Regions from separate parts of the Homo sapiens genome. Here region 2 is linked to region 1. Evidence: chromatin loops called from intact Hi-C (ENCODE). Cell type or tissue: PC-9. All regions are shown on one strand.

Region 1 (8,000 bases):
GCTTTTTTCATTATGTCTTTGACTGGAATGGGTGAGTATTCTGGGATCTTTTGTGTAGCATAAACCTCATGACTGAATCCTCTATACCTGGGCGGCCTCCTTTAGTTTCTGAGCAATAACCCTGTCATCCATGTGGAATCACAACCATCTTTTTATATACAGGAAGTCCTCACTTCATTTTGGAATTCCCTGAAAATTGACTTTATAGAAACAATGTACAGCCGGTCCTCCAACACCATTGTTTTGTTCAAAGTTGTTTAGTTGTAATGTTGATGAGGAATAAGTGGTTTCACTATCCATAATTTTGCTTAAAGGTGAAGTTTCCAAGAGACTTTCAAAGATGTTAAGTGAGCACATACTGTACATCAAATTCATATCCTCTTCCAGAGTTCATGTGGAACTTCTTTATAAACTGCTTGTAGAGAATCTATTTAGGCAGATTATGTGTAGAGATCCATGTCACGGGTCCTCAATCTTGGCTTTGAATCAAATCACCCGGGGCACTTACAAATGATGAGGCCTGGGTCTCATGACCTGAGATTCTGATTTACTTGCACCTGTGTGGGTATGCGGATTTTTTTTTTTTTTTTTTTTTTTTTTTTTAAAGCACCAGAGGTGGTTCCAGTGATGAAGTTTTTAGAGGCATCAAACCAATGAGTAAGAACAGAAGTTAATTGTAATATGATTTCTTCAAATATTATCTTCAAATGCATTGTTCTTCAACACCATACAAATTTTTATTATGCTGTTTTTTCTTACCATTTGGCATTTTCTTTTTTTCTTTTTTCTTTTTTCTTTTTTTTTTTTTTTGAGACAGAGTTTCACTGTTGTTGCCCAGGCTGGAGTGCAATGGCATGATATCGGCTTACTGCAACCTCTGCCTCCCGTATTCAAGCGATTCTCCTCTCTTAGCCTTTCAAGTAGCTGGGATTACAGGCATGCACTATCACACCCAGCTACTTTGTTTTTTTTTTTTTTTTTTTTTTTTAGTACAGACTGTTTCTCCATGTTGGTCAGACTGGTCTTGAACTCCCGACCTCAGGTGATCCGCCCGCTTCGGCCTCCCAAAGTGCTGGGATTACAGGTGTGAGCAACAGCGCCCAGCCACCACTTAGCATTTTCATTTTACATTTGTTGAAGTTATAGATTTATACACCCATTGATTGCTGTTTTATTATACACTTGCATATCCATAAAATGGGAAATAGAAAAGAATAAAATGGGCACAGTATCCCTAAAGTTTCACATTCTGAGACATTTTAAAAATATTTGCTTTTTAGAAATTTGTGTCAATTAAACTGGTATACACATACAATGAAGTATTATTCAGCCTAAAAAGGACTAAAATCCTCTCCACTGCAGAAAAAATGGATGAGATTTCAGGTCTGTATATTAAGTGAAATAAGCCAGGAACAGAATGACAAATATTACATGTCCTCACTTACATGTAGGAACAAAAAAGAAAATCTTGGCCAGGTGTGGTGGCTCAGGCCTGTAATCCCAGCACTTTGGGAGGCCGAGTTGCACGGATCACTTGAGGCCAGGAGTTCGAGACCAGCCTGACCAACATGGTGAAACCCCGTCTCTACTAAAAACACAAAAAATTAGCCATGCGTGGTGACGCGTGCCTGTAGTCTCAGCTACTCGGGAGGCTGAGGCCCAAGAATCCCTTGAACTCTGGAGGCAGAGGTTGCAGTGAGCCCGGATTGTGCCTGTATACTCCAACCTGGGCAACAGAAAGAGACTCCATCACACACATACACACAAAAGGAATCTCAGGAAGGTGGAGAGTATAAAGGTGGTTAGCAGACGCTAGGAAGAAAAGGGGTGGGATAGGGAATGAAGAGAAGTGGATAATTGGGTCCCAAAATACAGAAAGATGGAATAAGTGAGTTGTAGTGTTTGCTAGTACAGCACGAAAATTTTAGTTCACAAGAATTTCTTGCATACTTCCAGATGCTTTGGTAAGAAGCTTCCTAACTTTCTCATTATGCTGGTTTTTAAGTTATTCTCTTTCTGCTCCTGAAATCATGCTGGTTTTTTGTTTTTGTTTTTTTGAGACAGAGTTTCACTCTTGTTGCCCAGGCTGGAGTGTAATGGTGCGATCTTGGCTCACTGCAACCTCTGCGTCCTGGGTTCAAGCGATTCTCCTGCCTCCACCTCCTGAGTAGCTGGGATTACAGGCATGCGCTAGCACGCCCAGTTAATGTTGTATTTTTAGTAGAGACGGGGGTTTCTCCCTGTCGGTCAGGCTGGTCTTGAACCCTTGACCTCAGGTGATCCACGCACCTCAGCCTCACAAAGTGCTGGGATTACAGGCGTGAGCAACCGTGCCCGGCCCATGCTGTATCCTTATCTGTTGTCTGTTGTTGTTTGTTTGTTTTTGAGCCCAGGAATAACTTCTCACCTATATGTTCAAATGATTTTTAACATGAGTGCTAAGAAAGTCCAGCAATCTCACTACTGGGTATTTATCCGGAGGAAAGAAAATCTATGTATCAGAGAGATTCCTGCACCTTCATGTTTATTGTAGCACTGTTAAAAATAGTCAAGATATGAAATGTCCATCAAAAGATGAATGGATAAGGTGGTGTATATACACAAAATGGAATTCTACTTGGCCATAAAAAAGAATGAAATCTTCTAATTTGTGGCAACATGGATGAACCTGGAGGGCATGTTAACTGAAATAAGATGGCTCAGAAGGATAAACACCACATGTTCTCACTCATATGTAGGAGCCAAAAAAACAAAAAAGAGCTCATAGAGAGTATAATTGTGGTTTTTAGAGTCTGGGAAGGGTAGTGGGGAAGGAAGAGTAGTGGGGAAGGAAGAGTAGTGGGGAGGAGAGGATACGGAGAAGTTCGTTAACAGATACGAAATTATAGCTAAAGAGGAGGAATAAGTTCTAGTGTTCTGTAGCACTGTAAGGGAAATATTGTGTATTTTTTAAAAAGCTAGAAGAGAGGATTTTTATTTTGAATGTTCACATCATAAATGTTTGAGATAATGAATATGCTTAATTACCCTGACTTGATCATTACACATTGTATACATATATTGAAATACTACTATATATCCCATAAATATGTAGTTATCACATGGCAAAGAAAGAAAAACAATGAAATATTAATAGGCAATTTACAGAAACCCAAAAGTCCAACGAGTGTGTAAAGATACTCAAACTTATCAGAGAGATATGTATTAAAACAATAAGATGCCTCTTTATCTAGTGAAAAATTAGGCTGGATAGTTATTAGCATTCAAAGAAATGTGAAGGTAGAGGAACTCTTGTGCACTGCTGATAGGGTATAGACCAGCACAGCCATTTTAGGGAGTAACCTGGCAGTATCGAATCCAATTGAGTATACCTCACTCCTGAGTTTATACCACAAAAGAATACATGCAGAGGACCTTAAAGGATTGTATAGGAGGATGCTCACTGCTGTGTTGGTTGTGGTGGCGGGAGTTGGAAGTAATCTGGTCTCTTACTACTGATAGACTTACAAAGGATTATGCAGCAATTAGAAAGAGATACACGTGAAACAACATGAATAGATCTTAAATATAGATCTGAATTTTTAAAAGTTATTTGTAGTTAGCTCTACCATTTTTATTTGGTTACCTATATGGCAACATAAATATAATATCTAAACCCAAACTCCTGGTTTTATATCTGCTGCCAAAAAAGTAACTGCCACAACTGAACTAACAATTAAAACCCTTGCTCCTCTAATAATCTTTCTCATCTCAGTTAATGCCACTACTCTCCTCAAAATTTGTCCTGAGCCAAAAATTTTAGGAGCCATCTTTTGTTCCTCTTTCTCTCTACACTCACTCCACTAACACATATCCCAGCTCTCAGGAACAAGCTCTGTCCTCTCTACCTCCAAAATACATCCTGGTGCATAGGATTTTCTGCCCTGAAGTAGCACCTCATGTGATTCCAATGCAGGAGTTTCCTGAATCACACTTTGAGAAACTCTGAAAACATGCTCTCCTGCTCTGTTGAGGAGTAAGCTTTTCCTTTTTGGTAATTTTAGGAAGATAATAATTTTTGGCTTTTTAGAATAAAGATCGTTGTGATTCCATTGTTAATAATCAGTGAATCAAAAGATCCCAACTAGTAATATCATTCCAGTTTTATCACCAACACAGCTGACAGATTGAAAGTTTAATGAACAGCAAGTAATTAAGGCCTAGGCTTTAGAACCAATATTTAATTCCCGGGTCTCTTACTTTTAGTTGTGTAACCTTGGTTTGTTTATTTACCTCTGAACCCCCAGGTTCCACATCTACAAAATGAGAGAGCATTATCTAGCCATAGAGTTGTTAGGAGGATTTGGATGTAAAGCATGTGGCACAGTGCTTGACCTCAACATGGCTGCTGCTAAAATGACAATAATGATAATAATCACTATTGCTGTGACTACTACCACTACTAGAACTTCTAGTTTTGAGGCCACAGATACTAAGAACATCCAGCAGAGGGCAATGGAACAGCACAAGATTTAAGTTAGTATATGAGCCTACTGGAGATGTGTCACATTTACCAAGCATTATTTCTACTTTTATATTTCTTATTTTAATGGAAAGAAGAGATGGATGTTATTGATGGACCTCTTTTATATTTGAGATTCTCACTTCCCCAATTATTGAAGAATGATGGTACATCTATATCTATACAATCCTCGCTTAGAACTTGCAATCTCAATCTCCTAATGTATTAGTCTGTTTTCACGCTGCTGATAAAGACATACCCGAGACTGGGTAATTTATAAAGAAAAAGAGGTTTAATGGACTCACAGTTCCACATGGGTGGGGAGGCCTCACAATCATCACAGAAGGAGAAAAGGTATGTCTTACATGGCAGCAAGCAAGGAAGAAATGAGAGCCAAGCAAAAGGGGAAACTCCCTATAAAAATCATCAGAACTTGTGAGACTTAGTCACTATCACAAGAACAGTATGGGGCAAACTGTCCCCACGATTCAATTACCTCCTACCTGGTCCCTCCCACACATGTGGGAATTATGGGAGCTACTATTCAAGATGAGATTTGGGTGGGGACACAAACCATATCACCTAACATCTTTCAAATTTTTTAAATTTAAAAAAAATTTTTATAGAGACAGGGTCTTCTATGTTGCCCAGGCTGATCTAGAACTCCTGGGCTCAAGTGATCCTCTCACCTCAGCCTCCCAAAGTGTTGGGATTACAGGTATGGGCCACTGCACCTGGCCCTCCTAACAGCTTTGTCCCTTACCCCAATGTCCCCCTTTCTAAATAATGAGAGGAGTGGAATAAATATTTGGTTTTTAAGTCCTGTACCCAAGAGCCATTGGTGCTGTTGAGCTGCATCAGGGCTGTCAGGGATAAGTAGGAAGGCTCCACTTCTCTCCCCACCACTGTCTACCAAAGTAACTCAGCATTTATCTGTTTGATACATTGGATTTTCTCATAAGATTTTATTTTGGAAAAAAAAAAAGTTAAAAAATAGATGCTCACAAATGCCCCTTCTGCCTCTATCCAAAGAATCTAGTTTGCTGGGGCCTTTGTTGTTGTTTTAACAAATAATAGTATTTCTTATCTAGCATTTTTTAACATTTGGCCAGTTCATCAGTTGCAAAATCAGTTATTGTGTCTTTCTTAATATGAAATGATGGAATACAATCAAACAAGTAAAAATATCAACATACATTAGCAAGAAAAAATTTTGTTCTTTGTTCCAGCTATGTCTGTCTATGCATACTGGGTAGAGTGGTAAAATTAATTTCATATTGTAGATTGTGAAAAATTTGAAATTTTGAAAGCCACTGCTATATATATATTGAAAATTTGAAAGCCACTGCTATATATATTGATACAGTTTTTGCTTTTATCACTGTATTAATCTGCTAAGGCTGCAATAACAAACTACCACAGATTGAACAGAATGGCTTAAACAACAGAAATTTATTTTCTCACATTTCTTGGGGCTAGAGTATAAGAAGATGTTAGCATGGTTGTTTCCTCTGAGGCCTCTCTCTTTGGCTTGTAGGTGGTTGTCTTCATGTTCACATGGTGTTCTTCCTGTATGCATATTGTTAAAGAAAAAAATTATTTTATAATGCTTGTTGATGGGCATTTGGGTTGATTCCATGTCTTTGCTGTTTGTGAATAGTGCTGCAATGAACATATATGTGCATGTATCTTTATAATTGAATGATTTATATTCCTTTGGGTATATACCCAGTAATGGAATTGCTGGGTCAAATGGTATTTCTGGTTCTATGTCCTTGAGAAATCACCACACTGTCTTCCATAATGGTTGTTCTAATTTACATTCCTACCAACAGTGTAAAACTGTTCTTATTTCTCCACAGCCTCACCAGCATCTGTTGTTTTTTGACTTTTTAGTAATCACCATTCTGACTGGTGTGAGATGGTATCTCATTGCGGTTTTGATTTGCATTTCTCTAATGATCAGGGATGTTGAGCTTTTTTTCATATGTTTGTTGGCTGTACTTCTTTTGAGAAGTATCTGTTCATGTCCTTTGCCCACTTTTTAATGGGGTTTTTTTTTTCTTGTAAATTTGTTTAAGTTCTTTGTATACTCTGGATATTAGACCTTTGTCAGATGGATAGATTGAAAATGTGGTACATATACATCATGGGATACTATGCAGCCATAAAAAGGAACAAGATCATGTCCTTTGCAGGAACATGGTTGGATCTGGAAGCCATTATCCTCAGCAAACTAACACAGGAACAGAAAACCAAAGGCCACATGTTCTCACTTATAAGTGGGAGGTGAACAGTGAGAACACATGGACACAGGGAGGGGAACAACACACCCTGGGGCCTGTCGGTGGGGGTTGGGGGAGGGAGAGCATCAAGAAAAGTAGTTAGTGTATACTGAGCTTAATACCTAGGTGATGGGTTAATAGGTGCAGCAAACCACCATGGCACATGTTTACCTGTGTTTACTTATGTAACAAACCTGCACATCCTGCAGGTTATGTACCCTGGAATGTAAAATAAAATAAAAAACTAAAGTTCAGATCTTGAAATTGTAAAACAGAGAACATAAAGCAAACACACTTAATATGTTACAAAGAAAATGAGAAATGCAAAAATAATAATAATAATAATACTTATTAAAGCACAGTGAAGAAGACTTTATTCAGGACCATTGCAATAGGTATAGGTAACACCACAATGAGATTTTGCAGCCTGGGAGAAAGATTGGACTTAATTCCAAACACAGCATGGGCAAGTGGGAATTTATAGCCAAGGAGCAGGGTGGGGGTCAATGGATGGAAAATTACTAAAAGGAAACATCAGGGGTGAGGAAGATTTCAGCTAAACCAACTTCACAGGATTCTTGCTAAAAACAGAACAAGGTGATTTATTACCTGTGGGATAGTGGAGGATGAGGAACTTGATCAGATGTCACGGTTGATCAGCTACTGGGGGAGAGGGGTTCTTACTAAATGAGTTTTTGGATAAAGCAGATTTTACAAGGAGGTGCACAGATGGGCCTAGGAGAAGGTTAGGGAGCCTGACTGAAGTTTGGTCAAGTTAGAATCTGTGTCAATATCTGTACAAAATTCCTCTTCTTACAAGGACATAAATCATATTCGATAAGGGCCTACATTACTGACTTCATTTTAACTTAGTTACCTCTTTAAAGACCCTATTTATAAACATAGTCACATTATTAGGTATTGGGTATTAGAAGTTCAGCATGAAATTTGGTGTAACACACTTCAGTCTATAATGATCACATAAAAAATCTTGGAGATCAATCCATACAAACACATAAAGGCTGCTTCATTTTATTTCATTATTGGACTATATTTCCTTCTCCTTCTGTCTTACTCCCCCCTACACAACCTCAAATAATAATTAGTGCTTTTGTAAAGGATTATGAGTTCATTGTAAAAATTGCAAACAAGTACAAAGAAGAAAATAAAAAATCAGGTTCATTATTATCTCTTGGAGCTAATATTTTTGACAT
Region 2 (8,000 bases), 530 kb after region 1:
AAAAGATACTGCCTCCTGTGTCATTGTTCTAAATGTATTGTGCTTATTTAGACCTTACACCGCATTATCTAGGTTTATGTTATTTTACAGAAGAGACTGAGACTCAGTGAGGTTAACTGCTCAGTCACAGAGCTAGTAAATGGTGAGCCAAAATTAAAAACCAAGCTTGTCTCTGACCTTAACCATTATGCTATACTGTCTCTACATATGTATTATAAATCTCAAATCATATTTATTATTTTGCGCAGAAAACCATCATTGGCAAGGGCCCTTGCCTTCATGTTCCTAACAAGCCTCACACCTAGCAATGTCTAGGCAAAGTAAGTCCTTGAATAGCCAGTGCCATCTTCTATCAACCCACTCCAGCACCAGAGACTGTGGCACTCATAGATGATTTATCTTTGCTGTTTGTAATTTTTGTCCAGTATAAAAGATAACCCATGGATTGTAGTTTAATTGCCCCGTAGGACATAAACCAGTTTTGTATCTGTGGAGAGGCCCTCACCACCACCCCCAAATTTGAAGATTTGCTAGGAAGACTCATAAGACTCCACATACAGTTCTGCTCACGGCCATGATTTATTACAGTGAAAGGATACAAAACAAAATCAGCAAAGGAAAAAAGACACATGGGGTGAAGTCAGGGGAAACTAAGTGCAAGCTTCCAAGAATCCTCCGCCAGTGGAATCACAGAGGATGAGCTTAATTCTCCCAGCAACCAGTTGTAACAGCACTTGTGAAACACTGTCAACCAGAAAAGCTTGTTAGAGACTGAGTGCCTGGGGTTTTTACTGGGAGCTGGTCACAAAGGTAGTCTCTGCCTGGCACATACCAAAATTCCAGACTCCCAGAAGGAAAGCAGGTGTTCAGGAGAAACTATATTGTTTTACAGTTTAGATATAGTAAGCTACTTTGATCAGTTCTGGGAATGGTGGAAGCCCCCTGAACTCCAAGTTCCCAGATGCCAATCAAGGGCCAACCTTGTAAAGCAGGTCTCTAAGGTTAAGTAGTCAGGTCGGCTTCATTAACACTTTTTTCTGCACAGCAATTTTATCTCAACATTTTTTCTTCAATGCCCATAAATACTCAGTTTCTTGAATTGTACTTTGAACCAGGTTTACTATCTGCTGGTTTCCTCATTAATGAGTCGAATAAGTCTTCGACACATGCTCATCTTATACACATGTATATATATGAGTCATGTTGTCAACTTAAAAGGTTTGACAGATAATAACCTAATCAAGCTAAATAAAGTCCAGCCAAAATTAATTAATAAAAAACATTAACTAAATAATATCAAGGCTCAATCTACACCTCACTTTAGTTATTTAGGAAAGAAAAAAAATAACCTTTATACTAGCATTTCACACTTTCTTACTGACTTTAGAACGTCTTCTGATTTAGGTGGCAATCACTTGCCTAGTTGTACTTAGGGCAATATTAATAAAATAATGAATGTTTCTGCAAGAAATAATATATAAAGATTAATTTCCTCTTTAATTTTACCAATCAGAATATTAAAAATACTACATCATTGTTTTAGATGAAATTCCCCATTTAAATATATTATACATAAGCCAAATTTTAGAAATAGCTCCTTGTATCACTGTACAATTTTGGGCCTTTAAAAAAAAAGCTCAATTTTAAGTTTGAATATAATGTGCAGTTTATATAACATATATATTATATTATATATACTTTATACATTATATAAAGTATTATCCTTATTGTGAACTTTATTATGCTTCTGAAATTTCTCCATCATTTCAAATTTACTTCAATAAAAATTTCCCTATATTTTGTGAATTGCATTTTCAAATCAGAAGTAATGTTACAAATTTCTGTCTATAATAAAAAACAAAATATTCACGCTTTATTAATAATCCTAATTAGAAAAGGATGCAATTAAGAGCTGGCATAGCTAACATAAGCATAAGAAAGGTAAACTTTTCTTGAATTAAAAAAAGGAAATACTTTAATGAAAAAAAATCAAGGACAGAAGGAAGGAGAAAATTTTCTAAACAGCAGCTGGTCCTTCTTCACAATTTGCATTACTTATGCAAATACATCATTAAATAATACTCATCTTATATTTACAAAATAGAGGAAAGGGAAAAACCTAAAGTATCAGGATCTTTCATTTCTTATCCCTCTTCCAATCTTCTGGATACATTAGTTTACATACCAACTAAACATGTGATACTAGTTAACTATAGTTGAGAGCTTATCAATTAAGTCATCAATAGTGTAAACAAGAAGTTGAATGTCTGCTTTTTCCCTCATTCGGTGATCACTGTGTTTTCGGAGGATGACATCCACATCTGTGCTGAGTACTCGATCGGCAACCTGCATTGATGTATGCCAAGGTACAATGTCATCCTTCATGCCATGGAGCAATCTTATGGGGCAGTTCACAGGAATTGGGCTATGTAACAAGCAGTGATGTTCAGCTTCTTTAATGAAACTGTACTGAACGTTATAAACTCCTTCTTCAGAGTATTTTGATGGCATGCTCCACACACCTTTCATCTCTACTTCCTTTTTTAGCTATTGGAAAAAGAAAGAAAAATAAAAGTATTTGTGACTTTAGGCAACATTAACACATGCAATAGTTTTAAGTAATCTAATGAAAGCAGTTCTTGAATAAGAGGATAGAGATAACAAAAGTATAACAATAATAATTATCAATAATTACTACATGCAAGGTACTGTGATGGGTATTTTATACATATTATTCCATAAGATTCTGATAATAATTCTGTTATTATTCTATTTTTATAAAAGAGGATATTATGGTTTAGATAAATGAAATACTGTGTGCAACAGTTCAGGGCTAGGCTACTAACTGTTATGGCTAAGACTCAAACTTAAATTTAAATTTATTTAATTTTATCATACACTATCTCAAATCAGATGTTGCTTCACCCCAACTGAAAAGAAAAATGAAGAGGGAGAAAAGCACTACAATTTCTTGGAATCAGTCCAGGTATCATTCATATTTAAATAAAATCAAATCTTAGAATAAACATTGTTTAGATTTCAAAATTGTAAACCTAAAAGTGCTTATAAGTAGCTAAAATGGATATGGCATAGGGAAAGAAGAGAAAGAATCAAACACAGAACTAAGAATAAAAAAATAAGAGTAATTACATTGTAACAATCATACACATACTCATGCAATTTTAGGCTGAATGTAAAGAAATATAGTTTTTCCTTCCAGAGTCCTATAAAAGAGAAAAAATTTGATTTTTGTTCTGGATGACAAAGAAGTCTTCCACATACTTCCTGAAAGCCAAACAATAATATCTGTATATTTATTCCCTTAAAATGAAATATACATGTCCTTTGACTTTTTGAGAACTCTTATTTTTTATATAATTTATCTTAATTTTTCTAAAAAAATTAGAATTTTGTATAATGAGTAACATGCAGTCATTATAGAAAACATAAAAATAATTAAAGAAATAAATCACCCATAATCCTATCTTATGGAGAGAAAAACCATTAATATATGGCTTATTTCCTTCCAATATTTGTCTATATGTGTTTTGGTTTTTGTGTAATATGTAAAATACATACATATTACACATTCATATACAGTTTTCTATGCTGTTTATTTAGTACATATATTTCTGGGTTTAAAAAATTCTATGAAAAGGTTTTAAATGCTGCACAGCAGTCCACCATAATTGACTTAATTAGTTTGACCATCTCATACTGTGGTATTGTCATGAACACTTTTGAGCATAAAAGTTTATTTATATATAATAGATTATTGGAAAGATGATCACAGCTTAAAACTAAAACAAAAATCAAGCTATGAATAGTTTCAAGACTGTTACAATCATATAATATTAAGGGCATTTCTAGAAAAATGGAATGGACATCTTATCAAAAATTTTAAAAAATAAGGAAAGAAAAGCTACACATATTTGAAAAATTTAAAGTTTCAACAAATATACTATGATTTTCCCATGTTTAAAATTGTTAATTTATTGCAAATGTAAAAAGGAAAACAAGAACTTAAAAAATATGTATGACATAATATAATCTATATGTACTTAGGCTTTAATGTATTTTTAATTCCAAAAAGACTTAATAATTCAGTAAAAAAAAAACTGTACTTCTAAATATGTCTCCAAATGATTTAAAATTAATGAAATTCTACAAAACTATAAAATGTATATAAATCTATATCAATATCATGGCATTCTCTGTATTAAAACAACATATGAACCAAATATTTAAAGTAAAGATGACATTTAGCTATCCTCAAGCTACTCAGGATTGTTTCTGAATTTGTAAATACTTCAGCAGATAGAACTTAGTCCCACTGGTTATTAGCTGAAGTGGAGGCTTTGCTAATTAAGGCGACACTGAATTAATAATAGTTTCATTTTAAGCATCCCTGGCCCCCAACTAGCTCTGCTACCTGCCACTGAATTGAATGAAAATGGTCCATCTGAAGAACAAAGTTAACTTTATAAAATGTTGTATGTCTCAAGTCCTCAAGAACAAAAAGTTCAGAAACAGCAAAGACATTACCCAAAGAAAATGTACAATATATTAAGTTCTACATCAACAAAACTTATCAAGGCAATGTGGTTCAGAAGCTTACATTCCCAACAGCTGTGCATCATGTCTGAGGCCCTCTAGTGTCCAAAGAAGGTGATAATGATTAGAGTCAGTTAAAGAGGATGGTCAAGTTCTTAGAGAAGAAATGAGAAATGCTGGGCTTACTATTCCCAGGGTTATAAAAGATAGTAAAAATCTCCACATCTGCTCCGTTGACATTGTTAGGGCTAGCTGTTTATGTGGAGAAGAGATAGCGGTCTTAGTGTTGGTGCTCTTTCCTTATACATGCTTTTAAGTTAACCAAGGGCTCAACATGCTTCTGTTAACAACTGCTTATCTGAGTAAGTATTAGCAAAAAATGCCTTGATTTGCAGATTATAAATCTTCTCAATTAGAAAGTATCTACCCTATGCTCACTCTGACTGATGTGAACACACACACACGCAGAGAAATGTACATGGCCAGGCACAGTGGCTTGTGTCTCTAATCTCAGCACTTTGGGGGTCCAAGGCAGGAGAATCTCTTGAGCCTAGGAGTTCAAGACCGGCCTGGGCAACATGGCGAGACCCCATCGCTACAAAAAATACAAAAATCAGCCAGGCATAGTGGTGTGCACTTGTGGTCCCAGCTACTCAGGAGGCTGAGGTGGGAGGATCTCTTGAGTCTGAGGGGTCAAGGCTGCAGTAAGCAATGACTGCACCACTGCACTCCAGCCTGGGCAACAGAGATACCCTAAAAACCCCCCCAAATAAAAACAAAACCAAAACAAATGTACACAGGTTTTGTCATTTACCAATAATTACAAAATACAATAAACCCCCAACCCCCAAAAATCAACTCCTTTTCAATCTGCTATGTCTTTGAGATAATTTCCTACCCAAGAAGCGCTGTATTATTGAGTTAAGAGGATGGAGCAAGGAGTCCACATTTAGATCCACAAAATGTCAAAGGTGGGAAAAACATGAAGACATTGAGCAACTATGTATGAGAAACCACCAAGAAAGTGAACAAAATTCAGAAACAGGAGATAAGTTCAAGGAAGACCAGCTTTGTAATTTCAGCTCTGATAGGAAATAATATGAGAAACCTGAATACACACACAATGCTATTTCTTAAGGAGCTTAAAACAACGTGAACTAAGAATGAACTTAGTTAATATATGGCACAGGTATTAATGCAGAACTTGAGGCAAATCAATGACATTCTACTATTCAACACTGCATACGTTTTTTCTTCTTTTTTTTTAAATTTCTGAACCTCCTTCTCCTCTTCCCCCATTCTCTAAAGCATTGTTCTCAAACTTTACAAGAGGTTTGTTAAAACACAGACTGCTGGGCCATACCCCCAGTTTCTGATTCAGGGTAAAACCCAAGAATTTGGGTTTCTAACAAGTTCTCAGGTGCTGCTGCTGCTGCTAGCCTAGGGACCATATTTTTTAACTACTGCTCTGTTTTCTTTAATTTCTGTGTCTCTGTCACTCTGACTGACAATATCTGTCTGGAGAGTTCTGTTGGGAGGAACTGAGGCTGCTTTTAGGCTAAAACAAAGACAGTCAGCTCTCCATATTCATGGTTTCTGCATCCATGGATTCAACTAACTTTGTATCAAAAATATCTGGAAAAAAAAGGTTACCTCTGTATTGAACGTGTACAGTCTTTTTTTCTTGTCCGTATTCCCTAAACGATACAGTATAGCAACAATTTACATAGCGCTTACATTGTACTAGGTATTTTAAGTAATCTGGCAATGATTTAGATTATACAAGATTATGTGCAAATACTACACCATTTTTTTTCTCAGAGACTTGACCATCTGTGGATTTTGGTATCCATGGGAGGTCTTGGAAGCAATCCCCTTCAGATACCAAGGGATGACTGCAGTTTCAGTTCATTAGCCCACTCTAACATAGTCATAAGAACAGGCACTACTCCCCATATGCCACAAAGTAAGAGGACCAAAAGGAGATCACGATGTATGATTCAAATAAGTAAATGTAATAATAAAGAAAATGTGGCTAAAAAAAAAGAAACTTCAAAGTGTGATATTGTTAATGTGTCTCAAATATTTGGCAGAATGATTTGAAGAGACTATGAAGAAACGAAATCTTAAACAAGATGACAAATAGTTAAAGATAGAAAAGAGGTTGTGTACAGAAAGGCAGCTAAGACAAAAGTTGGGCCAGCACAGTAAGTCAAAGGAATTATTGTTTTCTGTCCCCCCTTCCCTCAAAGAAAGAGGGAGCAGAAGAAGTATAAGCGGTAAATATATTGAGGTGGCAAAAGTGACTTTTGACTTACCTCAACAGGAAGCTGATTAAACTTTGTCACTAAGGTATCTGCAGCTGTAGCTACACCAATAAGAGCCACGACCTTCTCTGGTCGTGCAATTGCAGCATGAAGCATAAGCCACCCTCCAAGGCTAGATCCAACAAGAATCTAAAAATAAAATAAAATAAAACATTAGGTCTTTAAGATAGAACAGGTTATAAACATAAAACAAAATATGTACAATAAAAAATTAGAAAGTAAAAATAGAATCATTTTAAATCAAATATCAAAATGGATTAAACATTTAAATTAAATAAAAACATTTTCATATCTAAAGAAACAGCTTAGGCCGGGTGTGGTGGCTCACGCCTGTAATCCCAGCACTTTGGGAGGCCCAGGCGGGCGGATCACGAGGTCAGGAGATCGAGACCATCCTGGCCAACACGGTGAAACCCCATCTCTACTAAAAATACGAACAATTAGCCGGGCGTGGTGGCGGGTGCCTGTAGTCCCAGCTACCTGGGAGGCTGAGGCAGGAGGATGCCGTGAACCCGGGAGGCAGAGCTTGCAGTGAGCCAAGATTGCGCCACTGCACTCCAGGCTGGGTGACAGCACGAGACTCCATCTCAAAAAACAAAACAAAACAAAACAAACAGCTTAAATACGAGGTTACAGTAATTATCATCATACTTAACAAAACAGTCACCTGTGGCCCATCAGCTAAGTCATCAATTATAGAAAGAACATCTTTTCTCCATTTCCCCAGTGTGCTTTCCTCTGAGTTACCATCTGAACTTCCAACTCCTGAGTAATCAAACCTGGAAAAAGGGGAAAAAAATCTATATCTAAATATCTATATATCTGCTTCTTTAATTTTTAAGAAAGATAGCACCTTCCTCATTACTATAATGCTTATAGTGAAACATCACAATCAATATGTATTTTAGCAAATTCTATTGGCTTATTAACTTTCAAATACCTCCTGTGTCCAATCACTTTCTCACCTCCTCCACTGCTACCAGCCTGTTGCTAGTCACACTGTCTCTCAACCTAACTGAATGCAATAGTCTCCTAAAAAGTCTCCTGTTTGCATTTTCACACTCATTGTCTTTCCCTATATAGTAGAGTGATCCTTTTAAAACAAAACCATGTCTTGCA

The links. Peaks named below come from ENCODE experiments on the same cell type or tissue, not always from the same donor. Only the 100,000 strongest peaks of a DNase experiment are listed, where the experiment ranks them.
Region 2: it touches region 1 in a loop (6-fold over the local background); 2 of 110 quality-filtered maps call a loop at or near these places.

Annotation. Positions count from the first base shown.
Region 1 is chr3:112,516,078-112,524,077 of GRCh38, reverse strand. No RefSeq gene overlaps it. Among named protein-coding and RNA genes, the nearest start is that of BTLA, 21 kb to the right of the region's middle. RefSeq lists an enhancer at 1,650-2,150. In PC-9, CTCF peaks have their summits at 4,276 and 4,486 (motif pointing right); a DNase peak (open chromatin) is centred at 4,487.
Region 2 is chr3:111,985,924-111,993,923 of GRCh38, reverse strand. ABHD10 (abhydrolase domain containing 10, depalmitoylase) reads right to left here. Exons shown (of 5, transcript NM_018394.4): 3 at 7,549-7,660; 4 at 6,873-7,010; 5 at 556-2,547. The coding sequence ends at 2,203. Among named protein-coding and RNA genes, the nearest start is that of TAGLN3, 9.0 kb to the left of the region's middle. RefSeq lists enhancers at 6,917-7,416, 7,417-7,918. In PC-9, CTCF peaks have their summits at 4,421 and 4,622 (motif pointing left); a DNase peak (open chromatin) is centred at 4,633.